Linked DNA regions of Homo sapiens: region 1 is linked to region 2. Evidence: chromatin loops called from intact Hi-C (ENCODE). Cell type or tissue: heart right ventricle. All regions are shown on one strand. Each heading gives the region's core, and the rest is flanking DNA. Links, peaks and the distances in the headings are about the cores only. Region 1 overlaps ZNF609 (zinc finger protein 609). Region 2 overlaps CSNK1G1 (casein kinase 1 gamma 1).

Region 1 (11,206 bases), core at 6,207-11,206, 470 kb after region 2:
CAGGAGTTCGAGACCAGCCTGGTCAACATGGTGAAACCCTGTCTCTACTAAAAATACAAAAATTAGCTGGGCATGGTGGCTCATGCCTGTAACCCCAGCTACTCGGGAGCCTGAGGCAGGAGAACCGCTTGAACCAGGGAGTTGGAGGTTGCAGTGAGCTGAGATCGCTCCACTGCACTCCAGCCTGGGCGACAGAGCAACACTCCATCTCAAAAAAAAAAAAAGACTATATTCAGACCATAATAGTTGCCCTGATAAGAATCAGAAGCAGGCCAGGTGCAGTGGCTCACGCCTGTAATCTCAGCACTTTGGGAGGCCGAGGCGGGTGGATCACAAGGTCGGGAGATCGAGACCATCCTGGCCAACACGGTGAAACCCCGTCTCTACTAAAAATACAAAAATTAGCTGGGCGTGGTGGCTCATGCCTGTAACCCCAGCTACTCGGGAGCCTGAGGCAGGAGAACCACTTGAACTAGGGAGTTGGAGGTTACAGTGAGCCGAGATCGTGCCACTGCGCTCCAGCCTGGCGACAGAGCAAGACTCCATCTCAAAAAAAAAAAAAAAAAGAATCAGAAGCATATGAGCTAAAACAAGTTAGTAAAGTTCTTTATGCCCTCCCTTTGCATTTCTGAGAAACCTATTGGAAGGACTTATTTCTGCTTTGGGCATGCAAGAATCCAGAGAGATAGGAGCTGAGTGAGTAGGTTGATAACAAGGAAGCAGTAAGTAGCTTTACAGTAGAACTGTTCTGGGAACCCAAAGGAGATATTTGACAAAATTTGCCTCTTTTCTGCAATAGCTATGGTTCCCACTGTCTTAGAAACAACCTACTCCAGCTGCCCCCTGGAACAAGAGAGTCAAAACCATCTTTAGATTTACAAGGGAACCAATCTTAGCTAAAGGTTTAATTCTAGGCAGTGTTTTAAGCTCCATGAAAAGCTACTTTAGGGCCTATGAGGAGTGACCCCTAGGTGCAGATCTCCAGACATTCAAAGAACTCATGTACTCTTGGTTATATCTGATGTTTAGGGAACTCTTAAATGGATAGGTGCTTTGTTCTACCTTTCTATATCTTCATAGTGAGGTATGTAAGAAAAAGGCATTGGGCTAAAAGTAGAGCTAGAGTCTTGTTGTATGTTGCCATTAATCAGTGATGTTACCTTGGACAAGTCATTTAGCATGCCTGGCCTCAATTTCCTGTATGATCTCTAACATCTTTTCTGAAACCATGACTATGGCTGTATATAGGAAATGTTGACTTGACTATCTTACGGAACAGATTCTGCATGGTTTTAGAGGTAAATGTTTGGGAATAATTTGCAGCTAACGTGTATCCCAGGAGTTCACCATTTAGTGCAATTCACAATCAGAATTTCTTTTAACAAATCATATTCATTGAAAATGATAGTCACCATCTGGACAGTTCTGGAGGCTACAGCTAAACTGCTTTGAAGATGTTTTCTCTTCTTAATAATATTCTGTTGTGTTTATCCTTTGCCAAGGTTCTGTGACTCCCCGACCAGTGACCTGGAAATGCGCAATGGCCGGGGTAGAGGCAAACGCATGCGTCCCAACAGTAATACACCTGTCAATGAGACAGCCACAGCCTCTGACAGCAAAGGGACCAGTAACAGCAGCAAAACCCGGGCAGGAGCCAATAGCAAAGGCCGTCGGGGCAGCCAGAATTCTTCAGAGCACCGCCCACCTGCCAGCAGCACTTCTGAGGATGTCAAGGCCAGCCCTTCCTCAGCTAATAAGCGGAAAAACAAACCCCTTTCAGACATGGAGCTGAATTCTAGCTCAGAGGACTCCAAAGGGAGCAAGCGTGTCCGTACTAATTCCATGGGCTCAGCCACTGGCCCCCTTCCTGGGACAAAGGTAGAACCCACTGTTCTGGACAGAAACTGCCCCTCCCCCGTCCTAATTGACTGTCCCCACCCAAACTGCAACAAGAAGTACAAGCACATCAATGGACTTAAGTACCACCAAGCTCATGCCCATACAGATGATGACAGCAAGCCGGAAGCGGATGGGGACAGTGAGTACGGAGAGGAACCTATTCTCCATGCAGATCTTGGGAGCTGCAACGGTGCATCTGTCTCACAAAAAGGTTCCTTGTCCCCTGCCCGCTCAGCTACCCCCAAAGTTCGACTTGTAGAGCCCCATAGCCCTTCTCCTTCAAGCAAATTCAGCACAAAAGGCCTCTGTAAGAAAAAGTTGAGTGGGGAAGGGGACACAGACCTTGGGGCCTTATCCAATGATGGCTCTGATGATGGACCCTCAGTGATGGATGAAACAAGCAATGATGCCTTTGATTCTTTAGAAAGGAAGTGTATGGAAAAAGAAAAATGTAAAAAACCCTCTAGTTTAAAACCTGAAAAGATTCCTTCCAAGAGCCTAAAGTCAGCCCGTCCCATTGCCCCTGCCATCCCCCCACAGCAAATCTACACCTTCCAGACAGCCACCTTCACAGCAGCGAGCCCAGGCTCTTCCTCAGGCTTGACCGCCACAGTGGCACAAGCCATGCCCAACAGTCCCCAACTCAAGCCCATTCAGCCCAAGCCCACTGTTATGGGAGAACCTTTCACAGTCAACCCTGCCTTGACTCCAGCCAAGGACAAGAAAAAGAAAGACAAAAAAAAGAAGGAATCTTCAAAGGAACTTGAAAGTCCTCTGACCCCTGGGAAGGTGTGTCGAGCAGAGGAAGGCAAAAGCCCATTCAGGGAATCTTCAGGAGATGGGATGAAAATGGAGGGGCTCCTAAATGGCTCATCAGACCCCCACCAAAGCCGACTGGCTAGCATCAAGGCTGAAGCCGACAAGATCTACAGTTTCACGGACAATGCCCCCAGCCCTTCCATTGGAGGCAGTAGCCGCCTTGAAAACACTACCCCTACTCAGCCCCTGACTCCCTTACATGTGGTGACCCAGAATGGAGCTGAAGCCAGCTCAGTCAAAACCAACAGCCCTGCATACTCTGACATCTCTGATGCTGGGGAGGATGGGGAGGGCAAGGTAGACAGTGTCAAATCAAAGGACGCCGAACAGTTGGTTAAAGAAGGGGCTAAGAAAACTCTTTTTCCCCCTCAGCCTCAGAGCAAAGACTCACCATATTACCAAGGCTTTGAGAGTTACTATTCTCCAAGTTATGCACAGTCCAGCCCTGGGGCTCTGAACCCCAGCAGCCAGGCAGGAGTGGAGAGCCAGGCCCTGAAGACAAAAAGGGATGAGGAACCTGAGAGCATAGAAGGGAAAGTGAAGAACGATATCTGTGAAGAAAAGAAGCCCGAGCTGAGCAGTTCCAGTCAGCAGCCCTCGGTCATCCAGCAGCGTCCCAATATGTACATGCAGTCCCTGTACTACAACCAGTATGCCTATGTACCCCCCTATGGCTACAGCGACCAGAGTTACCACACCCACCTTCTGAGCACTAACACGGCTTACCGGCAGCAGTACGAAGAACAGCAGAAACGCCAGAGCTTAGAGCAGCAGCAGCGGGGAGTGGACAAGAAGGCAGAGATGGGCCTGAAGGAGCGGGAGGCAGCACTCAAGGAAGAGTGGAAGCAAAAGCCGTCAATTCCACCAACTCTCACCAAGGCCCCCAGCCTGACAGACCTGGTGAAATCAGGACCTGGCAAGGCCAAGGAGCCAGGGGCTGACCCAGCCAAATCAGTCATCATTCCCAAGTTAGATGACTCTTCAAAACTCCCGGGCCAGGCCCCTGAAGGCCTTAAAGTGAAGCTGAGTGATGCCAGCCACCTAAGCAAGGAGGCCTCTGAGGCCAAGACAGGTGCTGAGTGTGGTCGACAGGCAGAGATGGATCCAATACTCTGGTACCGACAGGTAACTGTTGCCCTGGGAGGAAGTGGAAATACCGTATGGTAATCGTCTATCTTCCTCACAAATAAGGGCTGTCCTTATACAGGGGTTCAACGGAATTGAGATTAGCAGGAGAGATGTATAATTTTAAGGATTCTTTACCTTTGTAAACTATTTTAATGTTTTTTATTTTATTTTAGTATTATTATTTTTTTTGAGATGGAGTCTCACTCTGTTGCCCAGGCTAGAGTGCAGTGGTGCAATCTTGGCTCACTACAACCTCCGCCTCCCAGGTTCAAGCAATTCTCCTGCCTCAGCCTCCCGAGTAGCTGAGATTACAGGCACACGCCACCATGCCCAGCTAATTTTTTTTGTATTTTTAGTAGAGATGGGGCTTCACCATCTTGGTCAGGCTGGTCTGGAACTCCTGACCTCAAGTAATCCACCTGCCTCAGCCTCCCAGAGTGCTGGGATTACAGGCATGAGCCACTGCACCCAGCCAATTTTTATTTTATTTTATTTATTTATTTATTTATTTTGAGATGGAGTCTGGCACTGTCACCCAGGCTGGAATGCACTGGCGCAATCTCAGCTCACTGCAACCTCTGCCTCCCAGGTTCACACGATTCTCCTGCCTCAGCCTCCCGAGTAGCTGGGATTACAGGTGCACGCCACCACACCTGGCTAATTTTTTGTATTTTTAGTAGAGACGGGGTTTCACCATGTTAGCCAGGATGGTCTTGATCTCCTGACCTTGTGATCCACCCACCTCGGCCTCCCAAAGTACCTGGATTAAGGCGTGAGCCACTGCGCCCAGTCGTAATTTTTTTTATTTTTATGTTTTTATAGAGACCAGAGTCCCTCTGTGTTGCCCAGGCTGGAATGCAATGATGCAGTCATAGCTCACTGCAATTTCCAACTCCTAGGCTCAAGCAGTCCTCCTGCCTCAGCCTCCCAATTAACCAGGACTACAGATGCATGCCACCACACCCAGATGATGTTTTAATTTTTTGTAGAGAGGGGTCTCACTATGTTGCCCAGGCTGGTCTTGAACTCCTGGCCTCAAGCAATCCTCGCGCCTCAGCCTCCCAAAGCACAGGGATTCATATTAATGTTTTTTAAAAAGCACTTTTATATCCATAGCAGGTGTTTTTTCCATTTGACAGGAAAGGCCCAGACAAGTTAGCTTAATTTGTCTGGGGTTACTTGAGACCTCACTAGCAGAGCCAGGATTAGAACCCAGGTATCTCGATTCCTTGTCCGTGTTTCCTCCACTGTTTGGTTCCTATGAAATGAGTTATTGATGGTCTCTCTATTTTTTAGAGTAGGTCCAAAGTATACTCAGTTACTGAGTTTCTTTAACAAGGATTTTATAGGTTGAGTTAGAACTAGGAACTTGGAATCTCATATCTTGCTCTGCTCATGAGACTTAGAATGTCTTCCCTTCCCTCTTGGTATAATAGTTATGCTTCCCTCCCTCCTCTGATCTGAGTGTCACTTATAAGCTTTCCAGTCCCTGAGCGTGCTCTGAAAAAGTGAAACAATCTAAACATATTGGAAGGGGCAGCCTCTCCTATTTCAGTCGTTTTCCCAGAATGCTTGTTCTTACCTAGAAAACATCCACTGATGCATGGATGGATTTTCCTTTTCTCCCCCTGCCCCATCTTGTTCCCTGTGGGTGGGTGCAGAGGTGGGGGCGGGGGCTTTTTAACCAAAAGGGAGCAGAGTTGGATTATAAACAAGATCAGTAGAGGCCAAAATCCTACTCTGCCCCAGGTGTCTAGTACTAATTATCTGCTCTGGTGGTTCTACTGGGACCTTGGGCTTGAAGTATATCTGTCTTATCTGTACAACACCCAGTCGTTGTTCTGTGATTGTTGTAGGAGGCAGAGCCCCGGATGTGGACATATGTTTATCCTGCCAAGTACTCAGACATCAAGTCAGAGGATGAGCGGTGGAAGGAGGAGCGGGACCGCAAATTGAAGGAGGAAAGGAGTCGGAGTAAGGACTCTGTCCCCAAGGAAGATGGGAAGGAAAGCACAAGTAGTGACTGCAAGCTGCCCACGTCAGAGGAGTCTCGCCTTGGGAGCAAGGAGCCCCGGCCAAGTGTCCATGTGCCTGTGTCCTCCCCACTTACCCAGCACCAGTCCTACATCCCCTACATGCACGGCTATTCCTACAGTCAGTCCTACGACCCCAACCACCCCAGCTACCGGAGCATGCCTGCTGTGATGATGCAGAACTACCCAGGTACAGCACCAAGTGCCAGCACTATTCCATTCACTGGAAGGGGGAATGAAGCACAGATTTCACATCCAGAGTTTTCTTGCTCAGCCCCAAGGCATATTGAGGCTCGCTTAGATGACGGACCTTTTTTCACTGAGTCATTCTGTGAGGTGGCCACCATAACCCATAGTTCCTTGAATGACCCATAATGATAGTCTGTGTGACTACCTCTCTCTCCCTTGCTCCAGCTCAAGGATTGTCTCTGTAGTCAGTTTTCATTGCTAACTAAAGGTAAAACTCCTTCTCTGTCACTGCTGTCTCCCCTCAGCTGGAATTTGTAAACCATATACTCCACGTTTTGCAGTGTGCTAGGCACTGTGGGAGGTACAAAAGAAGTAGAGCCATTGAGTTCCTTCCACTCCCGGAGCTTACAGCTTAATCATAGTGGAGAGACACAAAGAACAAATAAAATGCAAACCATAACAATGCATGGATTCAGTTGCCAGATCATGTTCACCTGTCAAGTAAGAAGAGCCATCTGAAGTCAGACTGGGGGGAGGTCCTGCTAGATTCAGCTTGGAAAAGACAAGCTCTTTATAGTGTTTAAATGTTTTTTGTTTGTTTGTTTTTTGAGACGGAATTTCACTCTTGTTGCACAGGCTAGAGTGCAGTGGCGTGATCTCGGCTCACCACAGCCTCCACCTCCTGGGTTCAAACGATTCTCCTGCCTCAGCTTCCCAAGTAGCTAGGATTACAGGCATGTGCCACCACTCCTGGCTAATTTTGTATTTTTAGTAGAGACGGTGTTCTTCCGTGTTGGTCAGGCTGGTCTTGAACTCCCGACCTCAGGTGATCCGGCTGCCTTGGCCTCCCAAAGTGCTGAGATACAGGCATGAGCCACCGCTCCGGCCTTAAATGTTTTTTAACTTGTTAGAAGAAAATGCTCTTATTTAACTCTACTCGTTTTGTTGCCCAAAGAACCATGTGGGGTGCTTCTGGGGTGGAAGGGCACTGCTTTAGCCTCACTCCTTAGAGCCTCCAGCTTCCTACAGCAGCCTAAATAGTCTCAACATTCTGGTGACATTATTATAAAGCACACTCTAAATAGAAATAAGCTTTTCAAACAGAAATAGGAAATTTCTTACCCTTGAGGTGTTCCTTTATCCCTGTCACTCACACCCATCAATATAAAAATCATAGTTGCATTTGTTGAGTGCTCGCCCTGAGCCAGGCGCTGTCCTCTGAGATTTATAGACATTATCTTTTTTAATCCTCCCTATCACCTTAAGTAATAAGTATTGATATCTTCATTTTTGATGATGAAGAAACTGAAGCTCAAAACAGTTATTTATTTGCTCAAGGTTACCAAGCTAGTAAGTCTCAGAGTAAGGTTTTGAGCCCAAGGCTCTGACTCCAGATAAGTGTGATCTTTCCACTTTATCATATCACTTCTCCAAGATGAATCTGAGACCAGTTCAAAGAACAGTATCAGATCTATGGAAGTTGGAAGCAGGAAACAGGGCCATGTTCCTAATATCCCTTAGCTAATTTTTCCTGTAGAGCTCAGTAAAGAAAGGTCAAGCCAACAGTCTCAGCCAAAGACACTATGTTAGAAAATACCTCAGCCTGTGCCTAGGAAAGCTGATGCCCACCCAATCAAGCTCACTAAAGCAGAGTTTCCTCTACCTCTCCCATCTCTTTGACTGTTTGATTTCTCCTTCCACAGGTTCCTACCTGCCTTCCAGCTACTCTTTTTCCCCATATGGCAGCAAGGTCTCAGGTGGTGAAGATGCTGACAAGGCACGAGCCAGCCCCAGTGTGACTTGTAAATCCAGCTCAGAGTCCAAAGCCCTGGACATCTTGCAGCAGCATGCCAGTCACTACAAGAGCAAGTCTCCCACGGTAAGAAAAGTACAGTGATGCTGGCTGTTACCCAAAGACTAGTAAGGCCAGATCCAGGGTCTGGGAGAAGGTGGGCAAGTTCAGGTCCTGACCACAGTGCAGCTTGGCTGACTTGACACTGGCAGCCCCCAGGGCATCTTCTTTATTCTTAGGTATCTTGCACTTTTAGGGGTCATAAGGTGGCACCCTGGGCATCTCACTTGTGTGTGTGTGTGTGTGTGTGTGTGTGGTTGTATGCATATGTGTCTCACTATAGTGCTTTTGTGTCTCTGGTTTCCTTTCCAGATAAGTGATAAAACTTCTCAGGAGAGAGATCGAGGAGGCTGTGGGGTGGTTGGGGGTGGTGGCAGCTGTAGCAGCGTCGGGGGAGCAAGTGGGGGTGAACGGAGTGTTGACCGGCCCCGCACCTCTCCTTCCCAGCGCCTGATGTCCACACACCACCACCACCACCACTTGGGGTACTCATTGCTCCCAGCACAGTACAACTTACCCTATGCAGCAGGTAAGCCTGTTTTCCCTACCACCTGTTGTTTTGTCTTGTTTTGTTTTGTTTATCTTCATCCCAGTAGTAATGTCCACAGCTAGGACCCTCCTACCTGCCTCATAAGAATCCTTTTTTAATTTTTTTTTTTTGAGCTTCTAATCTGTGCACAGTCCTAACCTCCTGCAGTCATTAAAGCATATGATATTTATTCCTCCCTTGGAGTTTGGGGACTCTTAAATTCCTCCAGAATACTGGCCTTGATAGTCAGAAGAATATGGAACAGGTGTTCCCCAAAGGCAAAGAGAAACAATCAGCTGAGAAATAGAGCCTTATTATCTATCTCCAGCAAATATATCTGGCTGAGTATCAGATTTTTTTTTCTGTCAGCACCCCAAAACTCAGGGAAAAAGATTAATGGAAGGTTTCTGTGAGTGCTACACTAACATGTTCTCCTGCTTATTCAGGGCTTTCTTCTACAGCCATTGTTGCCAGCCAACAAGGCTCAACTCCCTCACTCTACCCACCCCCCAGGAGGTGAGAATGGTAAGTCACTTTTATTAATTTGGGGCAACACATAAAGCCGGGATAGTTGCTACCTGGATCACAGAATCCCTAGGTGAGAAATAGCTATGAGGGGTCAGCAGTCTGGAATCCATGGAACCCTGGCCAAGCCTCTTGTACAAGAGTCTCCCGTGAAGCCATGTGCATCTGAGAGGACCTGTGGAACACAGTGTCCCCTAGGGACCAGTACTGGCCACTCCTACAATTCATTTTCTTGGAGTGCCACCTTGTGGTTTTTTTACCAACAGGCTGAGTGCCTGGTTATCTGTCCATGTTTCCCTTGCAGACACCAAGTGCCCGGATAAAGTCAGCTTCACGGGCCCGGACTGGCTTACCCAAGGAGGTGCTGAAGGTGCCGTTTAGACATCAGTTAAATGGTGTTGATCATCCTGTTTGCCGTTTCCACCATGACTGAAGGCAGACCCTTGGCTATCTCACCTCCACCAGACCTCCGGACTACCTGACCCTACCTCTTCCTCAGGAGCTGGAGAGCTGGTACTTAGCAAAAATATTTATTCTCTCAGCCACAGTTATGACTATTGTGGCCTCTGTGGAGATGAAGGCACGGGAAGCAACCAGGGGAACATGGCCTCAGCCCAGAGAAGCCACTGCTCTGTTCCCCAAGCCCTTGGTCTGCTGCTGGAGCAGTACCAGCCCCCCCGCCCACCAGGGAGGGACCCCCACCCCCAAGCACTGGGTAAGGTCTGAAGACAGCACAGCAGCCATACCCCTCACCATCATTACCACCATCACCAGATTCTGCATCTCCCTAGTGCTTTGCACCCTGGGAATTGGCAGCATGTGGAGGAACTAGAATCTCAGGAAAGAAATTGGGGGTTGTTTTCTACATAATTGTGAAAACAAGGTCTTCAAATGTGGAGACTTCTCCCCATTTACATGAGCACATATAAACGCTCACAACCTAGCCTGGAAAGGAAGACCAAGGCATCTGCCCCAACATGGCCTTGAGCTGCCTGTGAGGCAGGGGGCAGGGGTTCCAACACCAGCACAGGGCTCCCCAGGGACACTGGGAGCAAGCTGGTGCTGGAGCATGAATGACGTCTGTGAAGTAGAACCTGCGTCCCCACTAAGTCCTGCTGCTTCTTATTCCCCAACTCCTTGCCCTTTTCCCTTCCCTCCTAACCCCTTGGTGCCTTTCCCAGGGGGATCCCCACACTGGTCTTGCCTCTTCTTTTCCACTGCTTGGCTCTTAAGCCTCAGGCAGATAAACTAGTATTCCCCCCAGCTTGGGGAACCTTGGAGTCTGCCAGGTCACCTTAGGGCAAGGCCCAGAAGGCAGCCCCTGGGAGCACCCAGCAGTTCTTGGAGATGTCCTGTCATCTAGCCATCTGATATCTTCCTCATTTGAGGCCACAGATATATACAGCCCAATTCCTCTGTCTACAAGTACATGATTTTATATAGCTCAGTCTATAACCTCCATGTGGGCCAATATAAGCTGTGTTTCTTGGTAACACATATTTTGTTTGAGGGGCCACTGGCCATGGGAGGTTATTTGTTCCTTAGACCCTGGAATAACACATCCAAGCCATTACTTATTAGAGTCTCAGAATGTACTCAGTGGAGCTGTGCTTTGAGGCAGCCAACATTTCTCTGCTCTCCTTAGAAATGCAGTCTCCCAATGGAAGCTTTATACTCTTTGTACTGGGAAAGTGAGGATGATTTGGTAGCTTTATTGGGGTCATGTCTTCCCCAAGGTGTGGGGAGCTTAGCTTACTTGGCTTTTGAGGTATCATCCCTCTGTTCTCCCCTCCTATCTTTCCATGACCCTCTGGATTGAGAGAGAGAGATAAAGACTGACAGACACCAGTGTAGGCTGGAAAAGGGAGTGTGTGACCAGAGTGCCAAAAGTGACTAGGAGCAGGAACTTGGCTCCGACTCAGTTTGGAAAATGGGAAATAGGGGACAGTAAGCACAATGCCCAGTAGTAGTTGATTTCCAAGGACCCTGGAACCCTACACTTGAGAGGCTTAGGGTCACCATCTGCTCAAGAGGATCCCCTCTGATCTACAGGCCTTTTCCCTAGGTTTCTGCCTCCTCGTTTTTGTTCAAGTTGGGTTCTGAGTCCTCCCCAAAAACCATTGTTTTAGACCTCTTGGCAGGGCCCCAAAACAGCCTCCCTCATACCCATCATTCCCTCTGCCTTCTGCTGCCCTCATGGGCAGTGCTCTGAGCAGTGACCTCCCTTTCCTC
Region 2 (12,681 bases), core at 5,201-10,200:
ACAGGTCTTTTTTTTTTTAAACTGCTCCTTGGCGAGTAGGGCTACTCCACAGGCACTGTGCCCAGAGTAGCCTCCAACAGGTCTTTTGGTCCTATGGTAGATGCCTCTGATCCTAACTTATAGCTAGTTCCCCCCAACAGCCAACAGACTCTGACAGGCCCACACACTTTTTTTTTTTTTTTTTTAAGACAGGGTCTCACTCTATCACTCAGGCTGGAGTGCAAATGCGGAAGCAATCTTGGCTCTCTGCTGCCTTGACTTCCCGGGCTCAGGTGATTCTCCCACCTCAGCCTCCAAAGTAGCTGGGACTATAGGCACGTGCCACCATGCCCAACTAATTTTTTGTATTTTATGTAGAGACAGGGTTTCACCATCTTGCCCAGGCTGGTCTTGAACTCCTGGCTCAAGTGATCTACCTGCCTTGGCCTCCCAAAGTGCTTGGATTACAGGCATGAGCCACTGCACTTGGCCAGGCTGACTCTTTAGACTGGATGCTTCATATAGGGCACCTGGCCACATCTCAGTGCAACTATACATGCCCTGAGGGTTGCTTGAAAGTCATACCACACCTGTAAGAAATGGCAAGCATTTGATCTTTATTTTCAGTACATACACTAAAGCGGAGAAGCTGAAGAATTTGGGTTTTAATATTAGCCAAGAAGAAGGGTAGTGTCTGAAAGAATGGAGGATCAACACATACCTGATTTCGAAGAGGCTGCTGTTGTGATGGCCGATCCCTATGTGTGTGGCTTTCTCGAGTTATTGCAGATGCACCAGAATCTACGTGAACTGACCCTACTGGAGTAGGCTAGAAAAATGAAACAAAAAGTCAAATGGGGGAAACAGGTCCAACTTGATGCATATGCAAAGGACAGAATGATTCTAATTCTAATAGAGTAGTAGTAATTATTTTCAGCTACCAAGAGCACTTTCAAGTTGTCTTGTCTTCTCAGTTTGCTCATCTGCAAAAGGGAGGCAGCCTGGTCCTTAATAGTTCATTGGAGAGTAGCTTACCTTCGAAAACAAAAAACCAGGGCCGGGCGCGGTGGCTCGTGCCTGTAATCTCAGCACTTTGGGAGGCCGAGGTGAGTGGATCACCTGAGGTCAGGAGTTCGAGACCAGACTGAGCAACATGGAGAAATCCCATCTCTACTAAAAATACAAAATTAGTCAGGTGTGGCAGCGCGTGCCTGTGATCCCAGCTACTCGGGATGCTGAGGCAGGAGAATCGCTTGAACCTGGGAGGCGGAGGTTGCGGTGAGCTGAGTTCACACCATTGCACTCCAGCCTGGGCAACAAGAGTGAAACTCCGTAAAAAAAAAAAAAAAAAAAAAAAAAATTTCCTCCACTGATATCTGTTTGGCCCTGTGAACCCCTGACCAGAACAACAAATTCAAAAGCTTCCTATGATGCTGGGTTCCACTGCTACAAAGGTCAAGTACATTAACAGCGTATGTGGCATCAACTTCTGAATCATGGGGCCAGGTGTGGTGGCTCACGCCTGTAATCCCAGCACTTTCGGAGGCCAAGGAGGGCAGATCACCTCAGGTCAGGAGTTTGAGATCAGCCTGGCCAACATGGCAAAACCCCGTCTCTGCTAAAAATATAAAAATTAGCCGGGCGTGGTGGTGTGTGCCTACAATCCTAGCTACTTGGGAGGCTGAGGCAGGAGAATCGCTTGAACTCAGGAGGCGGAGGTTGCAGTGAGCCGAGATTGGCGCCATTGCACTCCAGCCTGGGAAAACAAACAAACAAACAAACAAACTTCTGAATCATTCAAATGAAACTTCTCCTAAAAACTGGGCTTAAATTCTGTTATCTTAGGACACACAAGTTATTATCTTCCTATATTACTAGGAAAAAATACTTCCTACTTCTGAACTAGTAAGAGCAACCTATGGCAACACCCAGACAAGGCTAGTAAATATACAGTCTACGATCAAAGGAATATTTTTACCAAAGATTCAAGCAGAAAGACTGGCAAGTAAAGGCATGAGGCAGTGCTGGTTGGAGAAAGGAGGTAATGAGGTTAAAAAAAAAAAAAAAAAAGGATACTTACAATAGGTCTCCCAACCCAATCATAGGCATAGTCAAAGGTGTAGCCTTTCTTTTCAAAGAGGTCTGTGAAGAGGGTCCGTAAATACTCATAATCAGGTTTTTCAAAGAAGTCCAGTCGCCTGACATATCGAAGGTAGGTTGCCATCTCCTCTGTTAGGAAAGAGATGAAAGGCCCTGCTCATTAGCTGAATGCTTTCCATAGCAGTTGTGGGGAAGCATTGGGCCACAAAGGGGTTATTTATACAGACAATTTGACACTGATGTTTTCTTTACTGACAAAATAAAAGTGATAAAACCTACTTTGGTCTGTATCACAAAAGGAAATGTTAATTACCTAAACAGCACCCCTATCTAGAGATACCCAGTCATGGACTCTACCTAGTTTCAAAGCTCAGTCACACTGGAATGTCTTTTTAGCATCCCACCTGGAAAGTTCTCACAGAGAGCTTCAATGGGAGTATTCCTTTTGGTGTCACCAATTTTTTGATATCTCTCTTTTAATGTGTCAGCCTGTAGAGAGTAAAGAGAGAAAGTTACTTTAAAAGAGGGCCTAAACATGGGAGATTCAATATGTTTTTGGACACAATGGTTGTTTCACTCAAATTCGCAGTATTTGTTGGTCTTGATTTTTTTTCTAACACTAACAAATAAGAAATGTAGTAGAAATTATATATTTAGATATATACAAACATCTGCTGTGTTCTGGAAAATTTTACTTGTGAAAATATTTAGTTGTCTCAGATAAACACCATCAAATATAATGGATGAGTGGCTAGGATAAGAAAATAACAATATTATGTGGCCAATATTTTCAAAATTGCAGAAGCTTAGTAATATCCCATGGCCACCATAATTCAATATGATTCAGCATTCTCTCTTAGATCAGCTCTAAAAGTACTGCTAATCCAGGTGGGGGAAACAGATAAGTAATTCTACTACACATATATTGAGACTTTGAACAGAAAAAAAACAATAACTGAAAAATGTCTTTCAACAATGTGCTTCCAGAGGGAAAAAAGTTGTCTATGGTACAGCCATGGCTAACAGGTTTGGTGTATGTCAGTAACTCAAAAGCAGCCCAAGTCTGGTATGCTCAGAGCTATAGCCAGAGGGCTTCTGAACCCTGGATCAACAGTGGGCTCCTAGGGAATTCTTGTCAGGCTTTACCTAGCTTGCTGCACTCAGACTTAAGCAATAGTGTTCTGAAGTAAATAGGAGAAATTTTAGATCTACAACTACCACTAAAATGATTTATGGACAACGAGAGAGTTTCAAGCAATTAATAATACACTAATGCATTGTGTGGCTGTATGATGACCAAGTTTGACATGAAACTCTATTTGAAAGCTATAAAAATCAATGAGAAGATGTATATGACAGGAGAGGAATTTAAGAGTGAAGAAATAAAATCTCAAAGGGAATGGGTGGAAGTCTTACGTTTTAGGACAATAGTCTAGAAAGCCTACAGCAAAATGAACCATCCTGCCTTTCTGGAAGAGGGGGTGTAGGAGTACCCCAAACTACTGATTAAGTTTCTTTCCATATTAATATGTTGAAATAAATTACAACCAAAAAATATGTCTTGGGCCAGGCGCGATGGCTCATGCCTGTAATCCTAGCACTCTGGGAGACCTAGATGGGTGATCACTTGAGGTCAGGAGCTCGAGACCAGCCTGACCAACATGGTGAAACCCCGTCTCTACTAAAAATACAAAAAATTGGCTGGGTGCAGTGGCTCACGCCTGTAATCCCAGCACTTTGGGAGGCCGAGGCAGGCGGATCACAAGGTCAGGAGTTTGAGACCAGTCTGGCCAATATGGTGAAACCCCGTCTCTACTAAAAATACAAAAATTAGCCGGGTGTGGTGGCGTGTGCCTGTAGTCCCAGCTACTCAGGAGGCTGAGGCAGGAGAATTGCTTGAACCCAGGAGGCGGAGGTTGCAGTGAGCCGAGATTGCACCACTGCACTCCAGCCTGGGCAACAAAGCGAGAGTCCGTCTCAAAACAAAAACCAAAAAATTAGCTGGGCGTGGTGGCATGCACCTGTAATCCCAGCTATTCAAGAGGCTGAGGTAGGAGAACCGCTGGAACCTGGGAGGTGGAGGTTGCAGCGAGCCCAGCCTGGGAAACAGAGTGAAACTCTGTCTCAAAAAAAAAAAAAAAAAAAAAAAAAAAAAAAGTCTCACAAGATACTAATGGGACTTACAATGGGTTAGAAGCTCACCATTTCCTAGCCAAACAGCCAAAGGCACAGAGTAATGATAATGCTCATAATTATAATAGTAAACTGACATGTAACCACTGTACTGACACCTACCTAAGGAAGGCTATTTAAACTCTACACATTTTGCAATGAATAGATATTGTCTGAATAGGCATTTATTCAATAATACACTTGAAAAGCAATCTTAAACCTGGATTTTCATTTTAGTTCAGGTGAGTTCTTAGCCTACATAGGATAAACAAATATTTTCCAAGTTTTCCTGAGGAGTACACCCTGCTGGCCTTTCTGGTAAAATGTGTAGCAGCTGTTGTCAACAATTTGTTCCAGAAATTCCCTTACATACTGGGAACACTCCTCCTGCTACATAATGGTAGTGGAGGAGGAATACCAACACAGAGAGAAAAGCAGCACTGTCAAGCCTGGGAGGAAATGAGGGAAAAGATCATGGAAAATCCAAGAACAAGGAAAAATTAAGAAACGGAAGACAAATGTGAACAAAACAGTTTCCAAAGCCCAGGAGAGCATTTATAATGTAGACTAATGTAATTAGTCCCTGCTTCTTATCTCCAGAGCCAATTAGCCAATAATCCTTTTTGTGTGTTGTTTTAAAAAAATATTTATTTGTTTATGTTTAAATAGAGATGGGGTCTCACTATGTTGCTGATCTCAAACTCCTGGACTCAAGCAATCCTCCCACCTCAGCCTCCCAAAGTGCTGGGATTACAGGCATGAGCCACCGCATCTGGCCAGCCCCCTACACATTTCTTAAAAACATGAAGCCAGAGGCTCCTTCATTAACAACTGAGCATTGAAACAAAGCCCTCCACTGAACACTTTCAAGGATACCTTGAGTCCTTGCCAGGGGAGGCTGCCTCGAAGGAAATACATGAACATATGGCCTAGGGCTTCCAAATCATCTCTCCGGCTTTGCTCTAAAAGGGAAGACAGATCACACATTATGTTTGCAGTTATTAAAGCAGAAAGAGGTTCAAAACCAAGTAATCCCTTCAGAAACCCTTCGGCTCTGGAAAGGCTCTGCTTACTAATTACTTGTATATTTAAACCAAGGATAGTATTTTAGATCAAAACCCTAAACCGATGTGTACTTCCTTTGCCTAGATCTGTTGATGGTAAGTAAATATCAAGAGAAAAGAGCAAATTCTGAATTAAAACCAAGCCCAAATCACTAAACAGTGAATTTCCACCCCTCACTCAATGCTGTCACCTTCCTGAAAGTGATAAAATTTTAATGAAATGCTATTTCCAGTATATGGGCTACAATTACCTTTTAGTTACCACCAGAGAGTGAGCAGCAGATTAAGCAACCCAAACTGTTAAAACAGTCCATTCTGGCTAGGCCTGCAAAGATACAAGCTGCAAAATGCCTAGCAAACATGCCAAGTGCTTTTTATTCATCATAAAAATTAACACTTAAAATTAAGTTTCATATCAATGAACATCAGTACATACTCTCTTGGCTCCCATTCAATTTGTACCATGTCCTATAACCTCAAAAACATTTTAGAATTTATTACTAAGGTCTCCTCAAAATTAGATGGGTAAGGCTACACACATCTGTAGTGCCAGCTACTTAAGAGGCTGACGTGAGAGGATCGCTTCGGCCCAGGAGTTCGAGATAAGCCTGGGCAACATAATGAGACCTCATCCCAAAACAAAATAAAACAAAAAATCAAAGTCCCTGCATTCTGGAAGCGTATCTAAAACAAGTTGCTGGGTTTTTCTCTCCTTTTAATTGGGAAGGTGAAGATGACAAAGAACTGCAAAATAGTTAACAAAAAACTGCAACTTCATCTCAGAAAACATCCTACACATTCTTTGATTGTTAGAATCTAAGTAGTACACACCTTCGTTTCTTTATTCTTTTTTACAGACAGAGTCCTTGCTCTGTTTCCTAGGCTTGAGTGCAGTGTTGTGATCATGGCTCACTGCAGCCTCAAATTCCTGAGCCCAAGGGACCCTTCTGCCTCAGCTGAGTAGCTAGGAATATAAGTGTGTGGAACCACACTCGGCTAATTTATTTATTTTTATTTTTTGTGAAGATGGGATGTCGCTATGTTGCTCAAGCTGGTCTCAAACTCCTGGCCTCAAGCAAATCTAACATATCAGCCTCCCAAACTGCTGGGATTACCCATGTGAGCCATTGCACCCAGTCCATGCATTCATTTTGAATTTGCCAATTATGGTTTAGTCTCAGATTTCTTTTTTCTTTTTTTTTTTTTTTTGAGACAAGGTCTCGCTCTGTTGCCTAGGCTAGAGTACAGTAGCATGTTCTTGGACACTGCAGCCTCGCCCTCCTGGGCTCAAGTGATCCTCCCACCTCAGCTTCCTCACTAGCTGGGACTACAGGCATGCACCACCATCCCTGGCTACTTTTTGTATTTTTTATAGTTACTGGGTTTTGCCATGTTTCCCAGGCTGGTCTTGAACTCCTGGGCCAATCAAGCAATCAACCAGCCTTGGCCTCCCAAAGTGCTGGCACTACAGGTGTGAGCCACCACACCTGGCCCATCTCAGACATTTTATGTGTTTATTTTTCAGAATCAAGTTTAGGGCTTTATCTGAATAAACTACAGAAGCAAGACTAAGAGGCTACCTTCAACTTGATTGTGCTTTCTTTGTACAGAAAGTAAAACCCAAGAGAGCCAGAGAAAGCCACTCAGCTAACTCAAAATACAGAAGTGCAACATGTTTAACTATTGCCTTAAATTATAGGGAATTTGCATGAAAAAGAATAGTAGTCTACAGGGTAGATGAAGAAAGAAAAGGCAACTTTTTAAATAATGATTTGATGGAGGTTGTAAAAAGATGGTTACTAATGGGAAGGAGAGGTACCCTGACAGAGATAAATAACATAAAACTGAGTTGGTATACAACAATTGAAACAATCTTAAAAAGAATGAAAACAGCATGACCATCAGAATCCTTTGTCTACATGGCTTGTCTGAAGTTTGCAATAAAATATTCATAATTGAAAAAAAAAGCAGTTATACAAAAACAGTTTGTTGACACAACCTAAGGATGCACAAATGAAAAAGAGAAAAGAACAAGGAGAGTTGAGTGGAGGCCTCCCACAAAGCAGGGCAGATAGAGAAACGACTCTGCAGTTTCTCATACTGTATCACACCTACTCATTGCCTCTCCATTTTTATATCCACTTCCTGTAACAAGAAGCCCCTTGGTTATTAAAAATTCACTGGACAAATGTTTGAATTTTAAACAGTTGAGCACTAGAGGGCGAAAACTCTCCACATTTTCAATATTGATCAGGCCTACAGAAAAAAGATTTCACAGCAAAATAAATTATGAGATTAATATATTTTTAAAACTCACTGGAATAAGTAATAAAGTAACTTTTCAAATCCTGAGAACTATGAAAAAGAACTATAGAATATGGGACAATAGGAAAAATAAGGGTTCCTAAATCAGGAAGGGTACCTAAATAAGGTACCCAAAATAAGGGTACCTAAATCAGCTCAACGATTTAGGTATCTAGATCTTGGTTTATCCTTTCCACTAATTTAATCCAGTGAAATTAAGCATGGTCAAGTCACCTACTTTGGGTCTCAGTTTCCTCATCTGAAAATAAAGTGTTCAATCTGGGGAGAATTTGAAAAGTCATTTTCCAGCTCTAAAATTCTAAAATAATCTGATAACTTAAGCCTTTAGGGCCTTTCAGGAAAAAAATAAGAGTGAAAACCAGAGCATGCTTTATTTTCATACGACTTTGAACACTCCACACTTGTCCAATTCATTATTTCTACATGCCCTCATTTTTTCATGCAGCATATTTTCATTTTCAAAGAAGAAAGGTTTCCAATACCAGTGAGACCAGCAGGACACAAAATTCTTCAATTCTTCTGATTGGTTGAAAGGTGTGCTTTCATCCAATCAGAAAGATGTGCTTGGTTTACATGCATAACATCCCTGATTTTAGGTTAAATATATTTGTTGAAGGCAGGGAGCAAGGTAACCCAGTGTTCTCACCCTAATTTCAACCATTAAATAATATAAATTGGGCTTCTCAGTAAAAGCTTAATCAGTGGGAAGGTGGCTACTATGGTCTGGATTTCTGTCCTTCCCCCGGACCCCCCAACACACACAAACCTCACGTTGAAATTTGATCCCAATGTTCGAAGCTGGGCCAAATGGAAGGTGTTTGGGTCATGGGGGTATATCCCTCATTAACTGATTAACGACCTCCCTTAGGGATGAGTTCCCAAGAAAGCAGGTTGGTGAGAAGAGCCTAGCACCCCCCTTCCCATGTGATCTGCACATGCTGGCTGCTCCCCTTCCCCTTACACCATGAGTGGAAGCAGCATGAGGCCCCTGAGGCCCTCACCAGATGCAGATGCCAGTGCCATGCTTCTTGTACAGCCTGCAGAACCCTGAGCCAAATTTAAAGGTCTTTTCTTTATAAAATGACCCAGCCTCAGGTATTCCTTTATAGCAACACAAAATGGACTAAGTAAGTGTGGCTACTCTGATGTGGCAACTAATGCAAGGTTTAGGAGGCTTCTTCTCTTGTCCTCCTCCTCTGTAAAATTAAGAAGTGATTTTCTCAAAGCCATTTGAAAATACACATCTCAGTCATTTCTTCTTTGCAACACAAAAAAATGCAACACATTTAAAAACCAATAGCATTAGAGTTCCTACAAAAACTTCTATCGTTTGAGGCATGGGAAAGAGTTTAAAAAGCAGTGACAACTTTCTTTATGTATTCTCTGTAATGCAGAGAGCACAAAATATGATGACAGGTTAGATTTGACCTGAAAAACTCTGGTACTCAGTAAGCCAAGTCTGGGGGTAAACTCAAAAGTCCCGGCAGGAATGGCAGTACACCAAGAGATGAAACAGACTGATGCACAGTAGATGCTTAAAACAGATTTTGTTGAATAAATAATAATCGGGATAATTACAATATGGACTGATATTACTATTATCAGGCATTATGCTAAACATTTTACATACATTATCTCATAGAACCATATATTACAGGCATAATTATCATACCCATTTTATACATGAGATAACCGAGGCTGAGGGAAGAAGGTTATTGGATCAAAATTACATAGCTATTAAGAAAGAGCGCCAGGATTTGCATCCTTTTTCTTAACCACTACTCTGTATCTTATACAAACATAACATGAACACCCATCCCTTGTCTGTTCTTGTCTTTCCTCTTAAGAACAATAAAATTAGTACACAAATGGCTGAGCCCAGGAAGTGGGCATTAAAACAACTTCTAGAGTTTGTCAGTTAAACCACATAATCTTAAGTTTATTATTTAAGATACAGTTTTTGTTTCCTTGTAAAATGGAAAATTACTTGTCATTGTGAAGGAAGAAGGGGATGCTGAGCACTATGCAAGAGACCTATGTCAGACATGGTGCTTTCACATATATTATCCATTCAACCCTCAAAATATCCCTGTGAAGCATTACCCTCATTTTACAGAGGAGTTTCAGTGAGATTAAGTAACTTGTCCAAAGTAACGCTGATAGTAAGTACCAGAGGACCTCTAGTCTAATTTTAAAGTATTACATTTACTTAAGTGAGGATTTCCATGTGGTTACTGAAAAAATCTTGATAACATCATAATTTCAAATCGAATTGTATCATACTACTTTGTAATGCCATTTTTTACTCTTCACTATCACTTGAATTCCTCAGGTGAATAACCTGTGTAGTTTACTCAATGAGGGAACTTAGTAGATATTACATTAGTCTTTAAAATACTTATTAATGTGCAGGCCAGGCATGGTGGCTCACATCTATAATCCCAGTGTGTTGGGAGGCTGAGGCAACAGGATCTCTTGAAACCAGGAGTTTGAGACCCGCCTGGGGAACACAGTGAGACTCTATCTCTATAAAAAAATTTAGAAGTTAGCTGGGCATGATGGCATGCGCCTGTAACCCTAGCTACTGAGGCTGAGAAAGATCTCTCCAGCTCAGGTGACTGAGGTTATAGTGAGCTATGATCACACTGCTGCACTCCAGCCTGAGTGAGAGTGAGATTCTGTCTCTAAAAATAAAATAAATATGCTGGGCACGGTGGCTCACACCTGTAATCCCAGCACTTTGGGAGGCCGAGGCAGGCAGATCACTTAAGGCCAGGAGTTCAAGACCAGCCTGGCCAACATGGTGAAATCCCGTCTCTATTAAAAGGACAAAAATTAGCCAGGTGTGGTGATGCATGCCTGTAATCCCAGCTACTCGGGAGGCTGAGGCAGGAGAATTGCTTGAACCCGCGAGGCAGAGGTTGCAGTGAGCCGAAATCGTGCCACTGCACTCCAGCCTGGGTGATAGAGCGAGACTACATCTCAAAAAAATAAATAAAATAAAATACATCTTAGTGTGCAATAGTTCACTAATATTTAAGAATATTTTATAATTATTTCTGCCTAGGAGTATGGAATCTGAGAATATTCTGCTTGTCTACTCTCTAGAATGTTGATTTTCAAACATGTTTTTTTCAATCACCTAGGAGTCTTTTCTTCAAATAGAATCTTCCATGGAAGCCCAATATATGAAACATAAAAAAGGGAGGCTTTTTTGAAGTGGATAAGCCTAGGGCTCTGCCTGCTTGGTCTCCCCACTGTTCCTTAGGCTTCTCTGACAAATACTCTCCCCCTTGGGCTAGTTCCTCACAGGTAAGGTCTTCTGCCTTGATTAGAGCATTTAACAATATTTGTGCAGGTTGTTTATCCTGAGTAAATTGCAAGACTAATGGTAAACCAAGTATATTTTCACTGAATAAGACAGAAGCTCTTCCTTGAAGACTTCTGTGCAGAACTATGTGCAGTGAACAGAAGTCTACTCCATTTTTAGTGAGGCACTCTTCCCCACCGCTGACCCAGCCTGATGTCCTCTTCAGGACTATCATATATAGGGTCATACATAAGTAAATACCAAATTCATTACTAAACTCATTAAAATGCTATCCTCTTTTTACAATAATTCAAGTACTCACACTGCTCAGAAACTAAACATTTGGAAACAGTGTAAAGAATTAAGAACCTATGCATAGTCTATAGGATTCTTTGAAAAGTCATTAACTTACCATCTCAACTTCTCATGTATAAAAATCACTCAACCTTGTGAAACAATAAAAACCACAAGTTGTAATGCACAATGGGGATATAATGTTACAGAAATAATAAACTGTTCTAATGACTCGCCCCTTTCATGGAACAGAAAAAAACACACCTTTGCCAAGATGCGTGTTGATAGACATATATCTTGCAGTTCCAGTTAAACTTTTGTGTTCCCTATAAGGTATGTGTTTTTTGGTTTCGGGGTCAATGTATTCCTTGGCCAGTCCAAAGTCTATAATGTGTATAACATGCTCTTTCTTATTGCCTTGTCGACCAATCAGGAAGTTCTCTGGCTTGACATCTCGGTAAATGAGGTTCTTTGAGTGCACGTATTCCATTCGAGAAAGCTGAAAGAGAAACAAATGATAGAAAGACTGTAAAGAAGTATATCAGGAAAATACATCAAAACAGTTTCTTTAGCCAGACCAAGGTTTTAATTATTGAAATAACAGTAAAATTCATCTCCTTTCACCGCCCTGAGTCACTTCACTGACTTGTAAACAAAAAAATATTTTGCTATAAATACGTACACAACAAATATCAAGACTAGGAAAAAAAGTGGGATAGTACAGGTCTGCTAAAATGATAGCTCAATTTTACCTCATAATGTCACAATTTGCAAATGACAAATGAAATCAGTTGTTTATATGCTACGTCAGAAAATTAAGCATTTGAGACAAAAGAAGTATTCCCAGGTAGGATATCAAACTGTTGGTGACCTTTGAGACAAATGCCACTGCTACATTCACCTTCTGCCCACATCTTCTTATGCTTATTTGGACAAGACTACCCAACCCAGTTTTCGATGTTGTGAGGCCCAGAGAAGTTAATACTGGCCTGACATCACATAGCTAATTAGCAGCAGAGACAGGGAAACAGTTCATTATTATTATTATTATTTTTGAGACGGAGTCTTGCTCTGTCACCCAGGGTGGAGTGCAGCCTCAGCCTCCTGGGTTCTAGCAATTCTCGTGCCTCAGCCTCCCGGGTAGCTGGGATTACATGCACATGCCACCATGCCTGGCTAATTTTTGTATTTTTAGTAGAGACAGGGTTTCACCATGTTGGCCACACTGGTCTCAAACTCCTGACCTTGGGTGATCCGTCCTCCTCGGCCTCCCAAAATGCTAGGATTACAGGCATGAGCCACCATGCCTGGCCGAAACAGTTCATCGTTGTTGTTTTAAATTTATTTTCAGATTATTTTTGTAGAGATGGGGTCTATGTTGCCTACGCTGGTCTCAAACTCCTGGCCTCAAGTGACCCTCCCACCTCAGCCTCACAA

Evidence for each region. Peaks named below come from ENCODE experiments on the same cell type or tissue, not always from the same donor. Only the 100,000 strongest peaks of a DNase experiment are listed, where the experiment ranks them.
Region 1: it touches region 2 in a loop (5-fold over the local background); 22 of 110 quality-filtered maps call a loop at or near these places.

Annotation. Positions count from the first base shown.
Region 1 is chr15:64,672,414-64,683,619 of GRCh38, forward strand. ZNF609 (zinc finger protein 609) reads left to right here. Exons shown (of 10, transcript NM_015042.2): 5 at 1,503-3,843; 6 at 5,703-6,069; 7 at 7,772-7,947; 8 at 8,233-8,449; 9 at 8,896-8,974; 10 at 9,279-11,206. The coding sequence ends at 8,969. Among named protein-coding and RNA genes, the nearest start is that of OAZ2, 25 kb to the right of the region's middle. In heart right ventricle, for the core only: a CTCF peak has its summit at 9,202 (motif pointing left); a DNase peak (open chromatin) is centred at 9,207; H3K27ac peaks cover 1,213 bases.
Region 2 is chr15:64,202,382-64,215,062 of GRCh38, forward strand. CSNK1G1 (casein kinase 1 gamma 1) reads right to left here. Exons shown (of 12, transcript NM_022048.5): 6 at 11,509-11,743; 7 at 5,128-5,213; 8 at 2,484-2,568; 9 at 2,060-2,208; 10 at 701-808. Among named protein-coding and RNA genes, the nearest start is that of PPIB, 46 kb to the left of the region's middle. In heart right ventricle, for the core only: a CTCF peak has its summit at 7,550 (motif pointing right); no DNase peak of the experiment used is centred there.